2 separate regions of the Homo sapiens genome follow, and region 2 is linked to region 1. Evidence: read pairs that join two places in POLR2A ChIA-PET (ENCODE). Cell type or tissue: PC-9. All regions are shown on one strand. Links, peaks and the distances in the headings refer to the core of each region. The heading gives the core; the rest is flanking DNA.

Region 1 (8,371 bases), core at 2,094-7,093:
CATACCCAAGACTTGGCAATTTACAAAAGAAAGAGGTTTATTGGACTTATAGGTCCATGTGGCTGGGGAGGCCTCACAATCATGGCGGAAGGTGAAAGGCACATCTCACATGGCAGCAGACAAAAGAAGAGCACTTGTGCAGGGAAATTCCCCCTTTTAAAATCATCAGATCTTGTGAGACTTATTCACTATCACAAGAACAGCACAGGAAAGACCCGCCCCCATGATTCAATCACCTCCCACCGGGTCCCTCCCACAACATGTGGGAACCCAAGATGAGATTTGGGTGGGGACACAGCCAAACCATATCAGTTCCCCATTTTTGTAAGGTGTGAATTCCTGGTGACTCCACGCCATCCTTCCAGTGTACTTGCGGGGCCCTTAGCCTGAGTCCCGCCACATTGATTTATTTCCCTTACCGCACATGTGCTAAGGGACAGAATTTTTCACCGTGGGCATATTTAGTCAAGCCCCCTGTGCACAATAACCTTGGTGGGTCAGAGGTTCTCTGGGGACCCTCTCCTATCTGTCTAGGATAGTTCTCCGCCTCCTGCCTCTATCCTTAGGTCAGTGTCATAGGTTTAATTGTGTCTACCCTAAATTCATATGTTAAAGTGCTAACCCCACTATATCAGAATGTAATTTTATCTGGAAACAGTCATTGCAGATGTAATTAGTTAAGATGAGGTTATTAGAGAGGACCCCAATCCCATATGACTGGCATCCTTACAAAAAGGGGAAATTTGGATACAGCAAGATGCACACAGTGAGAACACTATGTGAAGATAAGGCAAACAGTGAAGTGATGCTCCTACAAGCCAAGGAATGCCAAGATTGTCAGCAAACCACCAGAAAGGAAAGGCAAGGTGTGGAAGACATCCCTCAGAATGATCCAACCCTGTTAACACCTTGATCTCGGATCTCTGTGAGACAATAAGTTTCTCTGTGAGAACTGTGAGACAATAAATTTCTCTTGTTTCTACCACCCACCTTGTGGTACTTCATTATGGCAGCCCTTGAAACTAATGCAGTTGGGTTCTCTAGAAGCAGAGCCTGAGATGAGCTTATTATCCAAGAGCTCAATGAAAGGAGTACCTTCCTAGGCTTCTCCTGTGTTTTCCAAAGTGGCCACAGCATTATTTCTGGTCCCATATACTCCACTAGAATATTGTCACTTCTCCCTCAAGAAGACGAGTCTTTAAACTTGAATGGGCCTTGTGACTGTCTTTACTGATAGAATAAAGTAGAAATAACACTTTGTGACTTCCAAGTTTAAGTCACAGAAAGCAATTTAGCTATCATCAGGCTCTTTTGCAGGGTACTCTCTCTTAGAACCCAGCCGCCATGCTATGAGGAAGCTAAAACTAGCCCATGCAAAGAAATCACAGGCAGAAGGACCAAGGTCCCCAGTGAACGGTTTGTATCAGGTGCCATACATGTGAGGGATGAGACTTCAGATGATTCCCATCCCCAACCTTTGTCTTCCATCTCACAAATCTTTTAACCTAGAGACAAGTCACTACCTCAAAGTTCCTGACCCACAGAATCCATGAGCCTAATAAATGGCTGTTTTAAGCCACTAAGTTTTGGGGTAATTTATTTTGCAGCCATAGAAACTGGAACAGGTTTTTACCTGGAAGCGGGGTGTTGTAATAAAAATCTAAAAATATGATAGTGGCTTTGGGGAAGAAGGTGGAAGTTGGAAGGACCATGAAGATACTGGTAGAAGAGTCTGATGGTCCTCAAGAAGGCTTGTAGAGAGAGCTTGAAGTAAAGTAAGAAAAAGTTCTTGGAAATTGGAGGAAGATCTTTGTTATTTAGTGGCAGAATGTTTAGCAACACAAGGACCTGTAATAAAGTAGAAAGCAGAAATTATACCCAATGAACTGAATTATCTAGCTAAGGAGATTCACTGGAAGAATGTTGAAGGTGCCCTCTGGCTATTTCTTCTTGTTTACGGTAAAAGATGAGAAGAAAGAAATAAGATGAACACAAAACTGAATTTGAAAATAAAACTGTCACTTCTAGGCTCTGTAAGATTGTCAATTAAGGAAAATGCTTCAAGGCAAAGATGAAACCTAGGTAAGAACAATAAGATCCTTTGATATGATCTCAGAAAAATCTCAAGTGATTCCTCAGAGAACAATTTAGTCAGATAAAAGATCCTCTAAGGATCTTAAGGGCATATCCCACAGATCACCTTTATCAAAAAAGGGCTTATAAGAATCTTAAAGATGTTGTCCCTTGGGAGCCTAATAGGAAGACCAAGGTAGAGAAGGGCTTATCTTGAAGGAGACCTTTGGGTAAGAATTCTGTTTAATGGAGTGGATTATAATATAATTCATTAAAAACTCAAAGATTTTAAAAGAATTATATCAACTTGGACTGAAAGATATAGAAAATACAAAATGAAATCCAAATTTCTGTGGGCAGAAACAGGCTGCAAAAATTACTCAGCCATAAACATGGGCTATTTTCCATGGAAAATGAAGATGGCCAAGAGGGTAGAGCCAAGAGCCAAAGTGAATTGTTCCCAGGCAGTAGAATTGATCCTTTAATCAAGGAACTGGCAACATATGTCCAGCTAGATTTCAAAATTGCTGTGGACCAGTGAATCCTGTGTGTATCAATTTTCTTCCTTTTTAAAAAGCAATGTTCATAGCAGTATTTTCTACCTGTTCCATTACTGCATGTTGGGAATGTGCAAGAGAGTTTTGTTTCTTTAGTTCATAGGTCTACATATCAAAAGGAAATGTTCCCAATAGGAAGTGGGCTGTTCCAGGGGTGAAGCCCTCAGAGGGATATCATTTCAAATTATCTTTTTGCTTTCCCCTTAGGGGCTCTTCCTTTTAATTCTACGTGTTGAGAGACCTCTTATCCTTCAAAGAATTCAAGATGTGCTGGGAAAATAATTGTGTAGCAGATTCTGATAGTTCTCTTCCAGTGTCCATTCTCCTCTTTTTCAGTAAAAGAACCCTTGCATTCTAGCTAAACACATGTCTGCCAGGAACAAAGATTGCATTTTCCAGCTTCCCTTGCAGCTAGGCTTGGCCATTTGTTTAAGTTATTGTCAATGGGATGTCACTTTCAAAGAGTATACCTAAAATAAGGATTATGCCCTTGGTTGTATTTTCTCCTTCCTGCTGGTAGGAATACAGATGCAAAGACCAGCTCTATTCAGCAGTCACACTGGATCATGTCTATACAGTCATACCCTAGGGTTGATAAAGAACAAAGCTGGAAGGATCCTGAGTCCCTGCCAAATTGATATTTTATATCAGAGAGTAAAATCTTGAGTGTTAAAGCCACTGTAAAATTGGGGTTTCCATCCCATGCTATACCATCTCATCCTCACAAATAAGATGTCATAGATGGTAGAATTATGGCTCTGTGAGAGCAGGGACCTTGTCTGCTTTAGTCATGGCTATGTCTCCAGCATCTAGAATTATGCATGGTGCATTATTTATAAAGAAATGAATGAATAAAATATTATGACAATTAAGAATGAAGAACCAACACAAAAAACTGAGACCAGCATTTCCCACGTACAATGTTTTTTTTAGTTGTAGTTAAATATACGTAAAATAAAATTTACCCTTTTAACTATTTTTTTCAGTTGTGCTAAAATACACATAACATAAAATGCACAATCTTAACTGTTTTTAAGTGTATAGTTCAATGGTATTAAGTACATTCACATTGTTGAGCAACCATCACTACCATCCATCTCTAACATTTTTCATCTTCCAAAACTTTTTTCATCCTTAAAACTTTTTTCATTTTCCAAAACTGAAACTCCATATCCTTAAACAATAACTCCTGTGGCCTCCTCCCTTAGCCCCTATCACCATTCTACTTTCTGTCTATATGGATTTGACAAATCTATGTACCTCATATAATTGGAATTATATGATATTTATCTTTTTGTGACTGGCTTATTCCACTTAACATAATTCTTTAAGATTCATTCACGTTGTAGCATATGTCAAAATGTGCTTCTTTTTTAAGGCTGAAAAATATTCCATTGTATGTGTATACCACATTTTGTTTGTCTGTCTATCAATGAGTTGCTTCCACCTTTTGGAGATTGAGAATAATGCTGTTATCAACAGGGGTGTACAGAAAATATTTTATTATTTACTTACTTTTTGAGACAAGGTCTTGTTCTGTTGCCAGGCTGGAGTTCAGTGGCATGACCTTGGCTCACTGCAATCTCTGACTCCAGGGCTCAAGTGATCCTCCTACCTCAGCCTCCCGAGTAGCTGGGACTACAGGTGTGGGCTGCCACGCCCAGCTACTTTTTGTATTTTTTGTAGAGACTGGGTTTTGCTATGTTGTGCAGGCTCGTCTCGAACTCCTGAGCTCAAGCAATCCACCTGACTCCACCTCCCAAAGTGCTGGGATTACAGGTGTGTGCCACCACACCAGGCCAGAAAATATTTTTAAAGACTGCAGATTCCTTAGATGTTCTAATTTACTGACTCAAGTCTTGAAAGTGGGAGAGGCAGGGTGGGGAGCAATTTGGAAGATATATTTTAAATGTTTTCCAGGTGATTTGGAGTACAGATAGTATAGTCCTTGAGTTGTCAATTGGAAGTCACTGATACCACACGGTGAGTACTACTTGTACTAGTCTACAGGTATAGAAAAAAACAGAACAATAAGGTTATGACGTGAGAGCTTTTTGTGTTGTTGAAAATGAAAGAGAAGTTGAATTTGGCAAAAATGAGAAGGGAGGGCATTTCAGGTTGGAGAAAAAATTAATTAAGAGATATAAACATTCTGATTTTAAAGTAGTTCCCACTTATCTGTGGTTTCACTTTCTGTGGTTTCAGTTACCCACAATCAATTGTGATCTGAAAATATTAAATAGAAAATACCAGAAATAAATAATTCCTATGTTTTTTATAGCATTCTATCCTGAGTTTTGTGATGAAATCTCACACTGCTCTGCTCCATGCTGCCTGGGACATGACTCATCCCTTTGTTCGGTGTATTCACGCCGAATATGCTGCCTGCCCATTAGTCATTTAGTAGCTTTTTGATAATGAGATCAACTGTCGTGGTATCACAGTGCTTGCGTTCAAGTAACCCTTATTTTACTTACTAATGGCCCTAAAGTGCAAGAGTGGTGATGATGGTGGATATGCCAAAGAGGATCCATAAAATGCTTTCTTTAAGTGAAAAAGTGTAAGTTCTCCACTTAAAAAAGAAAAAAAATTACATACCGAGATTACTAAGATCTACAGTAAGAATGAATCCTCCCTCTGTGAAATTGTGAAGAAGGAAAAAGAAATTCATGCATAGTACACTTGCATGTTTAGTACTATCTGTGTCTTCAGGCATCCACTGGGGGTTTTAGAACGTATCCCCCACGGTAAGGGGGATACCGCATTTTTCTAGGTGTCTCTAATTGTGCTGTCACAGCTCTTTCCAAGTCTAGACTCATGAAATATATATATTTTGTTCAACTATTATTGAAAACAACTAAGTATTGTTCCACTAAGAATATAATAAATTTTGTTGTATTTATGAAACTTCCATTAGAGCAACAACATTGTTAGTTTAGCCTTCCCATACATTTCTGTTTTTTTCTCTGGAGTGAAGATAGAACAGCAAGGGAAAAAAAAACTGATGCAGTAATATGACCTCTTAAAACTGAAATTCATCTAAAATGGTCTTTTGACCATGATGGACTGCGTAAGTTGTAATACAACAAAATCATTTCAAAATCTTTTTTCCAATAGCTGCACGTGTATATTATTTGATCCAACACTGAAACGAAATTGCAAACATTTTAACAGCTTCTTTGTTGCAGCTCTGAATCAGAAGGGGAAACTTGCCAGAAATCCTGGTTTTTTTTTCCCCAAATCATTCCATCCACTTCTAAATTAATGCATTGGTTGTATTCTGCCCCCTTTGGTTGAATTACATTAAAGACAAATTTATTCTTTAATCTTCTACAATAAAAAGATGTTAATTCCACTATTTAATTTATTTTCTAGATAAAATAATATGTGTTTCTGATACATCTGTTTTTAAATTTTCCCATTTTTATAAGTTGCTTGGATGTGACCAGGAAAATTCCTCCTACGATGGCTTTAAAATAAATTTTATTAACCTATTTTCATTTTGTGAGTGAACCAGTGATATTTACTATGACTTTCTTCTTCCTTTCAAGTATAATTCAAGTTGTTATTTGATAGTGTGTTGTTAACTGAAACTTATGGAGAGTTTCTTACATGTAACTTAGAGTTAAGTGAGAGAGACAGACATTTATGAAATAATCTCACAAATATTTTTATAAGTACCAAAATTGAATCCTTCCTGGACTTTCAGAGTGAATATTAAGGGGATTTTGTCTGTTTAAGGGGTCACGAAAGGAATTTGAGCTGAGAGTTAAAGCATAAGTAAGACAAAATGCATAATATTGGGTGTGTGGGAGGCCAGGAAGGTTTCAGGAAGAGGGAAGGGCATGAACAAAAGTTAAACATAGGCCTCTGTGGCTAGAGCTCAGGCAGCAAATGCAAATGTGCTTCAAGCTATATTAAGAACTTTGCCTTTATTCTACGTGCAATAATACATTAGCTTGGATGAATAATAGCTAAGAACCTTTCGGTTGCCAGTAATAGAAAATTCAATCCAGCCTTTCTTCATAAAATAAAGAAAGGCAGAAAAAGAACCATTGGCTTATGTTATGGTGAAGTCCAGAGTTCAGATCCCACTCTAAGGACAAGTTTTATTCATAGGGTGATGATCTTTTCCTGCCCCAGTTCTGGCTCTTTTGGATCCCATGACTCTACCCTTATCCTTAATCTTCAGTCTGGCTCCTACCATGGTCCCAAGAACTAGTCAATCTTTCTGATTGGATTTGCTTAAATCATATGCCCACTCTGAAGCCATTCTTTGGCTAGGGGAATGCTGTGCTCTACATGGTTTAGGTATGGGTTAAGTGCCCTCCCCTAACATTATCTCTGTGGCTAGGGAAGCCAATTAGGGAATCCATAACTCTGGAGCTGGAGATGGGGGTAATCCCACTCAAACCACCTTGGGGAGAGGTGGTTTCCTAAAATAAACTTAGGGTGTTACTGTCATAAGGAGGATAGAAATTTTCTGGACAGACATGATCAGATATCCAACATACTTTGGAGATTTTTAAGGAGATTGAGAAAGGAAAAAATAACATAAACAGATCTGCATTAATGACAACAACAAAGCAAGATGGGCTTTGGAGTAGAAAATGGTCTGAAACGGCTTGGAGTGGATCAAGACTGCATGCAGGGAAGAACAGTTAGTGGGTTAGAGTAGTAATCCAGTGTGATGATAGCCTGGACAGAGGAAATCACAGAAGAATTGGGAATAAGCAGAGAGATTTAAGAGACATGTGGAAGATGAAATGGATGCAACTCAGTGACTCACTGGATTTGAAGGAAATGAAGACCAAGAAGTTATTAAAGATAACCCCTCGGTTTCTGTCTTACACATAAATTGGATAAATGGCCGTGACATTATACTGATAAGAAGTACTAAAAGAATACCAGGTTTGGGAGTTATGGTCTCAGTTTCAGATAAATTTTAGTTCCTTTTGGAACCAGCCAGAAGACACTTACATTGTTTGGGTTTACTCAGGTACATGTATGAAAGGATTTGGAACAAATCACCTTTCATGCTTGGCTAAATTTCCCTAAATCTTCTCCTTTCAGAAAAAAATAGCTTACCACTCTACATAACCTCCAGGAATAAGTGTTGACATTTCTCCCATAATTTTTTTATGCATTGCATAAAGAGAAAAGAAATAATCTCTTTTCTTTCTGAAATCCCCTTCAGCTGGATACACTCTAATCTCTATTAACACAATCCTCTAGTGTACAAGGGACCCTGCTGCAGGCTCCTAGACATCTAGCACATGATGCAATGGGAGACACAAAGACACACACTCATGGCTTCTATTGATGTTCATGTTCTTTTCTTTCTCTTTTTCTCTTTCTTTTCCTTCCTTCCTTCCTTCTTTCCTTCCTTCATTCCTTTCTCTCTTTTTCTTTCTTGATCCCACTCTCTCACCCAGGCTGGAATGCAGTGGCTCAGTTATGGCTCTCTGCACCCTCGAACTCCTGGGCTCAAGTGATCCTCCTGCATCAGCCTCCTGAGTAGCTAGGACTACAGGCACACTCCATCACACCGGGCTAATTTCAAAAGTCTTTTGTAGATCAAGGGTCTCACTATGTTGTCCAGGCTGGTCTCAAACTCCTGGTCTCAGGTGATCTTCCAGCCTCAGCTTCCCAAAATGTTGGGTTTACAGGTACTATTGATGTTCTAATATGCTTTAAGAACTGAGGTGCTGGTGAGGTGTTTGCAGGGGAAGGGCTTCAAT
Region 2 (5,000 bases), core at 1-5,000, 240 kb before region 1:
AAAATATTATTACAAAGCTCTAGTAATTAAAACAGTATGGTCCAGACATAAAGTCATGCCATTAAAAACAGACACATAGACCAATGGAACAGAATAGAGAACCCAGAAATCCATGTGTGTATGGTCAACTGCTCTTTGACAAGGAATACATAATAGGGAAAGGATAGTCTCTAAAAATGGCAATGGGAAAACTGGACGTCCACATGCAAAAGAATGAAATTGGATGCTGATCTCACATCATATGAAAAATTCAACTGAAAATGGATTAAAGACTTAAACATAAGACCTGAAACTAGAAAGCAAAGAACAAAACCAGACTCTCTGGGTAAGATCCAAATCTATATGGTTAAATGAAGGCACTCCCCAGTCAACATGGCAATGTGGTGGCTGGACAAGCAGAAAGCCAGTGTCTTCTCTGCTTAAGAAGTCAGAAAATAGGCTGGGCGTGGTGCCTCATGCCTGTAATCCCAGCACTTTGGGAAGCAGAGGCAGGAGGATCACTTCAAGTCTAGGAATTCGAGACAGCCTGGGCAACATAGCAAGAACTCATCTCTACTTAAAAAAAAAAGAAGGAGAGGAGGCAGAAAAGGCAGCATCCAGAAAACAGAATTTGAGAATGCCAATGTGACTGGAAATTACGGATGGGAAACACAAGGGAGCAGAAAGCCACAGCTGAGGAAGGTTCAAAAATTTACATTTAATTTCCCCTCCAATCTTTATGACCTCTCAACATAAACGTGAGGAAGAATACAAGAATCCCAACTAAAAGCAACAGGTGGAACGCTAAAATAACTGATCACAGATTTCAGATGCTGGGCACCACAGCAGAGACTAACTAGAAAGGCTTGGTAAATAATTTGGGCTTTCTACAGACCTGCCTTAACAAAGCATAAAACCATGCCTCAAGATAATCAACCAATAATTTAACTACCTACCAGAGCAAAAACAAAACTCTGCAAAAATTAACAAAAGCCAAAACTTCTACAACATATCACCTACATTTTCCAATATGAAATTAAAAATTACTACATGTGTGGTGAAATAAAAATGTGACCATTAGTCAACATATCCGAGGATGACAAAGATGGTGGAATAAGAAAAGGATTTTAAAGCAGCTATTATAAATATTCAAACACTTTAAGAAAAAGACAGTCAAAATGAATGAACAAATGGAGGCTCTTAAGACAGAAAACCATTTAAAAAAAGAAAATTCTAGCACTGACAAGCACAATATCTGAAATGAAAATTTCACTGGATAAGCTTAACAATGGACTGGAGCAGCAGAAGAAATGGTAAGTAAAACTGAACACACATCAATATAAAATTATTCAATATTAAAGCACAAAAAATAATGAAAAAATTAATAGTTTCAGCTACCTGTTAGATAGCATTAAATGGTCTAAATGCATGTAATGAGAGTACCAAAAGTATTTAAGAGAAAAAAACTGGCAAAAATTTCCCCAAATCAGTGAAAAAACTGTAGATCCAATGAACTCGGCAGTCTCTAAGTAGGAGAGAACTACAAAGCAAACCTCATCAATGCACCAATAGTAAAAATGTTAAAGTGCAAACGCAAAGAAAGAAATCTTCAATTCACCAGAGAGAAAAAAGATAAATTACATAAGAGCAAAATGATACGAAGACTTATCAGAAACAATAAAGGAATGACATCCTTTAAGCATGAAGGATGCTCATGTCACCTCAGAATCACTGACTAGAAACCCAAACTACAAGAAATACTAAATAGAGTTTTTAGGCTGAAGGAAAATAATACCAGATAAAATTCACAACTATAAAAAAAAAGAAAGCATACAGATGGCAAATATGTGAGTACGAATAAAGATGATTTATCCTCTATTTTCTTTAAAATGCACGTGATTGTTCAAAGCAGAAACTACAGTTGTTTTGAAAACCTTGCAACATTTGTATGACAAAGAATAGGAAGAGGTATACAGAATAATACTTTTCAAGATCCTTAATTTTACATTGACATAGTAAACTATAAGCTCCGAGTAAACTGTGATAAGACTGTATACTGTAATTCCTAGAGGAACCCCTAAAAATAACTGAAGGAGGTCCAGCTAAAAAGCCACGTTGAGGAATTAAAACTGAATACAAAAAATATTTGATTAATAAGTCAGAAAGGGCAAAACAAAGGCACAAAATAATTAATGGCGCAAAAGAAAACAAATAGTAATGTTACAAAACTAAATATATCAATTAGAACAAGAATTAGAGAGAATGCAGAGCAACTACAACTGTCGCAGTAAAATCAGTCTGGGAAACAAGCAATTTTTCAGAATATTAAAATACTTCTCAACTCTGACCTAGAAATTCCAGTTCACGGTAAATGAAAATATGTATCTACAAACAGAATTACACAAAACTGTTTATAGCAGCTTTATTTGTAATAGCCAAAAACTTGAAACAGCCCTAATGTCTATAGATACCCAAGGGGATAAATGTATGATGGTTTATTGATACAATGAAATACTACTATTCAGCAACAGAAAGAACAAACTGCTAATACACACAACAACGTGGATAAATCTTGTGAGCAAAAGCAGCCAGACACAAAAGAGGACATACTATTTCATTCCATCAATGTGCAAATTCCAGAAGTAACGAAACTAATCTATGGTGACAGAAATCAAAACAATGGTTGTTTGGAGTAGGTAAGGGTTGACTGGAAGCAGACATGAGACATCTTTCTGGAGTGCTGCTGGGTAGTTCCTGGGAAGCAGACGGAAGTATCTATAAAATAAATCCACTGAAAAATGCTCTCTCATGCTCAACCTATGAGTTGAAGGAAGCACAAAGGGGTAGAGGGAGAAGATGAATTGAACTACATAGCAACAAATGCCTCAACTGATCACATGGGAAGTTCTGGAGCTGGGATGACATTTGAGAACTGTCCCAAATTGCTGCAAGTGGGCCAAGACCTTTATACCTCTCCCTCCATCCCACGGCCCCCAGAAAGTGGATATAGGCAGCCCCCAGAAAGTGGACGTGACCACGGTCAACATGGCTCTCTTTAGCAGAGGGTAACTCTTGAAAAGCAACTTTGGTGAGTCATTCACCAACACTTCCAGCAGCTGGAGAAGTAAGTGTTCAATGCTGGAAGCCCTCCATTGTATCTTCTACATGTTATAAGGGAAACGTTTTATATCTTGATGATATAAACATCTTGATATTGATGATGGGTGTATGCATTTATCAAGCTTACTGAGTTATACATTTAAGATACACTTATTTCACCATATATAAATTTTTCCCAATATTCATGTTTTACTCACATTCTTGTGGGTTTCCAGAGGATAATGGGTACATACAGAAATCAAACAAACAGCAGCAAATTATGTTCATTAAAATTGTAACTCGATACAAACCAAAATGATAGGTTGAAAAAAAATCTACCTAAATGATAGAGAGTGCCATGTCTTTTGCAAGATACAAAGTAAGACTTAGTCCTCCACCACAATTAAAACTTCAGTGGAGGAGGCTGGGTGCAGCGGCTCACACCTGTAATCCCAGCACTTTGGGAGGCCGAGGAGGGCAGATCATGAGGTCAGGAGATGGAGACCATCCTGGGAAACATGGTGAAACCCCGCCCCTACTAAAAATACAAAAAATTAGCCGGGCGTGGTGGCGGGTGCCTGTAGTCCCAGCTACTTGTGAGGCTGAGGCAGGAGAATGGCGTGAACCTGGGAGGCGGAGCTTACAGTGAGCCGAGATCGCGCCACTGCACTACAGCCTGGGCGACACAGCGAGACTCTGTCTCAAAAACAAAACAAAACAAAACAAAACAAACAAACAAACAAAAAAACTTCAGGGGAGGAATATGAGTGCTGGCTTATGATTGGTAAGCCCATCCAATTACATCCAGGAAATTAATTAAATTTATAGATTGAGAAGGTAAATGCAATGTTATTTTTAGAAATTTAATGCAGATGAAAGGTAGAAAATTCATATGTAAATAAAGTCATGCACCACATAACAACTATGGAAGGCATATATGACAGTGGTCCCAGAAGATTATAATACTGTATTTTTATTGTACCTTTTCTATGTTTAGATACACAAATACTCATCACTGTGTTACAACTGCCCACTGTATTCAGTACAGTCATAGGGTACTGGTTTGTAGTCTAAGAACAAAAGGCTATGCCATACAACCTTAGGTGTGTAGTAAGCTATACCATCTAAGTTTGTGTAGGCACTGTACTCTTTATGATGTTAGCAATAGAATGAAATCGCCTAACAAGGCATTTCTCAAAACATATGGCCGTTATTAAGTGACACACAACAATGGGGGTATGTTTTGAGATATTGTATATTTATACTGATATTCAAGAGGAAAAAAGGTTTTTTCAGTTGAGGCTAATATTTTCTTTATAAAATTTTCAAAAATATTTTCTCTCACAATCCAAATAGAGAAGAAGGGTGAAAAATCAAGAATTATTTTCTGGCATTTTTGTAATATTGCAAGATAATCAATTGCTGCTCAAGGCAGAGATCTCCATAAGTCAACCAATTTTTGCTCATCTACCCCCATTACAATTTCTTATATTAAGAATCCTTATTAAACCACTCAAATTATTATTGTTGAATAGTTTTAGGTATACAAAAATCACTTATCTTGTTCAATCTTTCTCAAAGTAAGCTGGTAATCAAGATAGCAATAGAAGACAGTAACTTAACAGAACTATTTATAGAACACACTTCCCTTTGCTAACCTTGAATTACAAGTGAAGGGCTAAAATCTCTCCATTTATTCTACAAACATCTATGATAAAGTAACTTGTTTGTACTACTAAGCACCATTTTAAATATTCTAAGTATTATATAGAATACCTATCAAGTATGTAAAACCCGTTAGAAAAAGCAATGTCAACAGCAAAACGCTGGCAAAATACTTATAGGTGACAGTATTTCCTTAAGTATGAATTTATTCTGAGTTTGCTCTGTGTCCTTTAGCTGAATTAGCCATGTTCCTCCCT

Evidence for each region. Peaks named below come from ENCODE experiments on the same cell type or tissue, not always from the same donor. Only the 100,000 strongest peaks of a DNase experiment are listed, where the experiment ranks them.
Region 2: POLR2A ChIA-PET joins it to region 1 with 5 read pairs; 2 of 35 experiments call an interaction of 5 or more read pairs at or near these places.

What each region holds. Positions count from the first base shown.
Region 1 is chr15:56,802,602-56,810,972 of GRCh38, reverse strand. No RefSeq gene overlaps it. Among named protein-coding and RNA genes, the nearest start is that of ZNF280D, 73 kb to the right of the region's middle. RefSeq lists an enhancer at 3,971-4,140. In PC-9, for the core only: no CTCF peak of the experiment used is centred there; a DNase peak (open chromatin) is centred at 4,992; H3K4me3 peaks cover 666 bases; H3K27ac peaks cover 705 bases.
Region 2 is chr15:57,047,061-57,052,060 of GRCh38, reverse strand. All of the region lies in intron 3 of TCF12 (transcription factor 12), which reads right to left. Among named protein-coding and RNA genes, the nearest start is that of TCF12, 130 kb to the right of the region's middle. In PC-9, for the core only: no CTCF peak of the experiment used is centred there; no DNase peak of the experiment used is centred there.